Regions from separate parts of the Mus musculus genome. Here region 2 is linked to region 1. The links are chromatin loops, found by intact Hi-C in ENCODE. Cell type or tissue: heart. All regions are shown on one strand. Each heading gives the region's core, and the rest is flanking DNA. Links, peaks and the distances in the headings are about the cores only.

Region 1 (2,912 bases), core at 300-2,799:
GTAAGGAGATGTTTTGGGAGAGGTGGGAGACAGGACAGGGGACTTCCATTTGTGGAACACCCCTAGGTTCCTCTGCATGGTTAGCTACCTCCAAGCTTCCTAGCGCAGTGCTCTTGAATCTTGGTGAAGCTATCACTGAGTAAGTATGATGGGGGCAGGGAGAGATGTGACTGGACAAAGGGGCTGTGGGAGCCTGGGTGGAGAGGCCAGCCCTGCCTGTGCAGTTTCCGTAGCCCCGTGCTGCATTTGTTCCATGCACCTAGACTCCCACTCAGGCTCTTCTGGCCTGCCGTCAGACACAGCGAGTCAGGTCACTTCTCGGTACACACCTCTGAGACAAGAAGGAGGGGCAGATTAGGGCTTCCCCCCACACTTGGAAAGAAAAACCCTACTTTCTTTTCCCATACCTAACGAGGGAGTTGTGAGCCAAGAACCATAAAATAAAATATATACCATGATGTCACAATGACGATAATTTTGAGGATTTGAAAAATTACTTCCTTCTTTTCTGGCGTTACAAGATGTTCCAGGTCATCCATAGACTTGTTTATAGAGTTCTGGTAGGGTCAAATATCTCTACAAGAAACCCTTGTTTTATTAGTAGTACTCAAAAATAGAGATTTGAGTTGCTATTAGGATATCAACTTACATTTTATTTTATTTGTCTTGGTTTTAAAAAAAAAACTATAATTTCTTACAGCCTTAGTTGGCCTTGAACTTACTTCGTGGCTAAGGCTGGCATTGAAATCCTGATCTGCGTTTGTCTCTCCCAAGTGCTAGGGTTACAGCTTACAGGTCTGTTTGGCTAGTTACATTTGAAACTTCCTGACAGCGTTTAGAATACCCATGCTCCCTAGTTCTCCTTAGCTTCCTCATAATTCCCATCAAAACTAACTGGTGACCTCACCGGAGTCCCTAAAAGGTCTTTTAGTTTTTCTTCGAATCTTTGCCTGTAACGCTGTCTAAATCCTTCCCGTCCTTAAGGCCTGGATCTTGTCTTTCCACCACAACCATCCTCAAGCTTTGTTGGCCCCGCCCCGAGTCTCTGAAGATTCACATGTAATCGAAGGCTACACAGAACTTGACCAACATGAAGATGGGATGAGAAAGGGACCACCGCGTGCATCATCTCTCACCTTCATCTTTTTCTAAAACTCAGCTTAGTGGTTGGTACCCATTTGGAGCAACCACTGGGATCTATTGGGGTTTCTCTGTATTTTTATGGTTCTGGCGATACTGTCTTCTGCTTTGAGCTTTGTGGTTCATGGTTCAGTGCTATGCTTGGGTGCAGAAGTCATGCAGGGCTGCAGCTGAGCACGACTGTGAACATTGGCTGTCGTCACCATCATACTAGCCCAGACCCTCACTGTGGTTTTAAAATAGGGAAACTGAGATTCAGGGAAGGAAAAAACAAAACAAAAACAAAAAAAAAACAAAAAAACAAAAAAACAAAAAAAAAAACCCTCATGGCTTCTAGAGAGTGTTGGTTCTGGAGGAATGTTTTCATTTCAGGTTCAGTGGTCCTTCTGCTGCTGTGGAAGGGCTTATATGAAAAAAAAATGTGAGCTGGAGAGAGGGCTCAGCAGTTAAGAGCACTGACTGATCTTCCGGAGGTCCTGAGTTCAAGTCCCAGCAACCACATGGTGACTCACAACCATCCGTAATGAGATCTGATGCTCTCTTCTGGTGTGTCTGAAGACAGCTACAGTGTAGTCATACATCATATATAAAACAAATAGATAAAATCGAAAGAAAGAAAGAAAGAAAGAAAGAAAGAAAGAAAGAAAGAAAGAAAGAAAAAAGGGAGGGAGGGAGGGAGGGAGGGAAGGAAGGAAGGAGGAAAGGAAGGAGGGAAGGAAGGAAGGAAGAAAGGAAGGAGGGAAGGAAGGAAGGAAGGAAGGAAGGAAGGAAGGAAGGAAGGAAGGAAGGAAGGAAGGAAGGGTATCATCTCTGTCCTGTAGCCACACAGGTACCCGATGGCATTATGCTAGAAGACACAGTTCACCAGGAAAGACTTAAGAAACCAATGAAAACCAGCACTGAGAGTCTAGTTCCACTCTCAACAGTCATTTGACCTCCAGGTGACTTTTCAGAGTCTCAGTTTTCCTATCTGTAAAATGGGCCTAGGTGTGCTTTGAGGCTTTAATGAAAGCATGGAAATGAAGTCACATGGAGCATGGCAAGTCTGTACTGAGTCCTCAGCCTCTGTTTGGGGACCCGGCTTGCCTGGGGTCACTGTGTAGCTCCTAAAACAGTTTAGGAAGGTCAACCTTACTCTCATTTACTTTGTATCTCCACAGAGCTGGACACACACGAGTCCTTAAAAGCCCTAACTAGATGAAAGAATGCCACAAAGGGTGGAGTCTGCTTTTTGGACTCACCCTGAAGACAGACAGTGGAGAGGCCCAGTGTGTTCCACATCGGCACAGTATATATTTATCTGTAGAAGGCCAGCTCTGAGCAGGTGTGCCTGTCAGAACACCTGAGCTAACCTTTCGCTCTCCATATGAGGAGACCGAGGACCACAGTGAGGAGGGCTCTGCTGAGGTGGGGCTCTGCCCAGCGGTCAGGGTGGAGGCTGGATTGACGGCCCAGAGCCTGGAGGTCCTTTGCTTTCAACATCCCCAGCTTGCCTGTCCCTGCCTGGAGCCCGGGCATGTCTACAGCTGAACAAGATGTGGCAGGAAAGCGTGAGTAAGGGGACAAAGGAATTCATGAAGCTAAGCCGGCTCCTTGCACTAAATCCCTTTGCCCTTGCTTCTAGACTTGCTCCAGCCTGCCGTACCTCCTCTACAAAGGCTGGTGGCTTCCCTCAGCAATGCCTTCAGAACCCCCTTGGGAACTAGTGACAGCAGCAAATTAGAGATGGTTGAGCATGCGTACAGAAGTCTGCATCCCCACACCAGGACCTA
Region 2 (2,912 bases), core at 243-2,742, 900 kb after region 1:
CCAGCTCTTGACCTCTGCAAGGAGGAAGAGGTTAGAAAGTCTCACGGGGACACCAGCCAGCTCCCTGACACGGGTGACCTTTTTAACTGTTTAGAAGACACTGGCTGCTCTGGGTAGTCAGGTGGCATCTCAGATCTCTAGTCCTAAGGGTTTGTGTCTCATTTATACTTCCTGGAAAGTGTGAGGAACTGATTCCAAATGAGCAACTGGCAAAGAATAAGATGTCAAGTACAGTGTGGCCTCCATCTCTCAACCTGACCCTCCTGGGGTGCCCAGTGATAGCGTCTCTGCAAAAAAGCATGCTTTTTCTAGGCCCTTCATCTGCCACTTCTAACATGGCTACCTTGCTACAGTGCCCACAGCAGCATCTACAGGAGCAAAGCTCTCAGATAAAGCCTGTGAGGAGGTCTCTAGCCTCGTTGTGGTACCAGCCCTGAGTTTTATTTCCACCTAGATACACATGACTTAATGGTGAACACCTCTGAACATGCAGTGTTTTGTCATCTTGGAACTGGCCAAGATGGCAGTGGAGGTCTGTAGAGTTTCATCTGCTGAGAAGGAGGAAGGGTAAAGGGATACCCTGGGGGAGGTGGGGCTGGATTCTGAGCAGTAGTGAGATCCAAGGAGCCAACAAGCTGCATGGCTCAGGGAAGTGCAACCAAGGGGAGGAAGCTGAAGCTGATTTCTGAGTCCCATAAATTGATCACAGTTGACAAACACACCAAAGGGCTAAATGTTTTCTACACATGTCTACTACATCCTCCCAGCAAAGCTGTGAAATGGGGTTTAGGACACAGCCAGAAACAAGCTGAAATACCTTTGTAAATGTGTTCAGGTCATAACTGCTGAAACACAGAAACAGGACCTGAGGTTCATGCGTCCAGGCCAACACCTGTCTTGTGGTACCAGTGGTACTATTCCCAGGACTACCAACCAAAGTGAGGTGTATTCAAAGGCTCCAGAAGTGTTCCCAAGGTGTATGGTGAGCAATGAAAAGCAAAGTTCTACATTACATGGGAAAGTGGATCACTGGGTTTCAACCAGGAATTACTTTTTCCTCTAAGAAATAGATGATCATAACTGGAGACTGCTGATTGTCACAAATCAGGGAGTCTTGTTTGAATCTAACGGAAAGTCCAGTTAGCTGTTGGTTACCTCCAAGTTGTATCAGGACTATACCCTGGAGGCTAGCTTGCCACGCTAGTCTCTGTAGTTCACAGGCTCTGCAGCTGGTAGGACTATTGACTGCTTTTCTCCTTTAGCAGCTTACACTCCACCTTCACATACTATGAGGGCCAGTCTCAGGAAGGAGTTTACCAGATCAATTCCATCTTGATTCCTCTAAATCCCATGTCTGAAGTATTTGGTGTCTTCAACAACAGGGACTTACCTTCACTAGGAATGAGGTTGCCAGTCAGTAGGTTATCCAATGCTTAGCGGTCAAACCTAAACACATACATGCAAGCAACACTAAATGGACTCAATGTGTTGTATTTGCCTCTCTGTGTGTATATGAATGTGTGTGCACATGCGTGTGCATACATGTGTAACAATAAGAGCTAAAGAAGAGAGCATGAATTTGGTAGCCAGTGGACACAGGGGAATTAGAATGGGAAGAACAAGAGATGGAAAAGGAAAAAGAATCTAAAAGACAACTAGAGATGCTGCTGAAAATCTCCCCACACACAGGACCACATTGGTGTTAAGGCATCATCAGGCATAGAATATGCACAGTCCTAAGGCCAAGAAAACCCTGGCCTTAGTGGTCTGAAGATCCCTATAGAGTGAGAATTAGAGGCTTTGATTTGTCTTCTTTTACTCACAGGTAGGATTCAAGTTTACCCCCCCCCCCAAAGTTTCTCAGAGCAGGGTCACAGGGGCAACAAGGATGCCACATGTCACCAGGACCTTTTCAAAGCCCGCCCCATTGACATGGCAGAGCCTGGAAGAGAGTAAATGAATCTGACCTCTACATCCCACACCCATATCTGGACTTTCAAGATGAATCTGGAGCCAGGAAATGAAGCCATCTGGAGAGTCCCAAGGATGGGGACTCTAGAGAGCTCCAGAAGAAGAGGTAAGACTGAGAGGAATCCTTCAGCTCCATGGAAATGGTCTCAAAGAATACCCTTTAAAAAACAAATTCTCTGACTTTTCAGTTCCCAGGAAAGCAGTTCTCAGGCCACTTTGCTCAGCCACTAATTCATCAAGCTTCTAGAATCCACATATCCCAGCCGCTAATGGAAACAGTGAGTCTTTCAATTATTCTGTGTGTTTTCCACAAAAGGTCCTTGGCATGTTCTGGTTTTCAAAGAGGGACTTTTTTTCCCCCTCTCTCACTAATTTTGATTTCTTTTAGGTAACTTGAATGGAAATTAAATTTTAAATTACATTTTCAATGAATATCGTTTATAGTTCTGCTTGATTTTGAGTAGTTGTTTAAAGGTAATTTATTTTAGTTAAATTAAGAGCTAATTGGAAATATTTATCAACTTCACAGCTGGAAATGGCAGAACCAAAATGAGAATGGGATCTGAGCATGCCCAGAAGAGAGTCTCCACCCTGAGGGAGAGCCCATTAGAAACAGGAGAAAGACGCAGAATTGCTTTTAAAACATGACTAGAGTAATAAACCAGAGTAAAGTGGCAGTGGGAAAGAATGCTAAAAATTCACCTAGCGCGGTGACACTAATCCCTAACTACATTCTTAATATTTGCACTTAAACCCACTGGTGACTATACTCCCTCTTCACCCTCATGAAGGAAGCTTCTCTTCGCAACAGGCAGAAAACCACAACCAACAAAATGCAGTGGTTGCCAGTACCAAATGATATATCTGTAACCCAAGTCCTGTGCCTAAGGTTCAGGACACATTGGGGTAAAGACGATGAGGAGATTGTACGAGCGAAAGGA

The links. A loop is a pair of places that touch in the nucleus more often than their neighbours do. Peaks named below come from ENCODE experiments on the same cell type or tissue, not always from the same donor. Only the 100,000 strongest peaks of a DNase experiment are listed, where the experiment ranks them.
Region 2: it touches region 1 in a loop (5-fold over the local background); 2 of 42 quality-filtered maps call a loop at or near these places.

Annotation. Positions count from the first base shown.
Region 1 is chr1:72,730,737-72,733,648 of GRCm38, forward strand. The region is part of intron 1 of Gm39663 (a long non-coding RNA gene); the gene reads right to left. Among named protein-coding and RNA genes, the nearest start is that of Gm39663, 5.6 kb to the right of the region's middle. In heart, for the core only: no CTCF peak of the experiment used is centred there; no DNase peak of the experiment used is centred there.
Region 2 is chr1:73,626,159-73,629,070 of GRCm38, forward strand. The region is part of intron 7 of 6030407O03Rik (RIKEN cDNA 6030407O03 gene); the gene reads right to left. Among named protein-coding and RNA genes, the nearest start is that of C530043A13Rik, 98 kb to the left of the region's middle. In heart, for the core only: no CTCF peak of the experiment used is centred there; no DNase peak of the experiment used is centred there.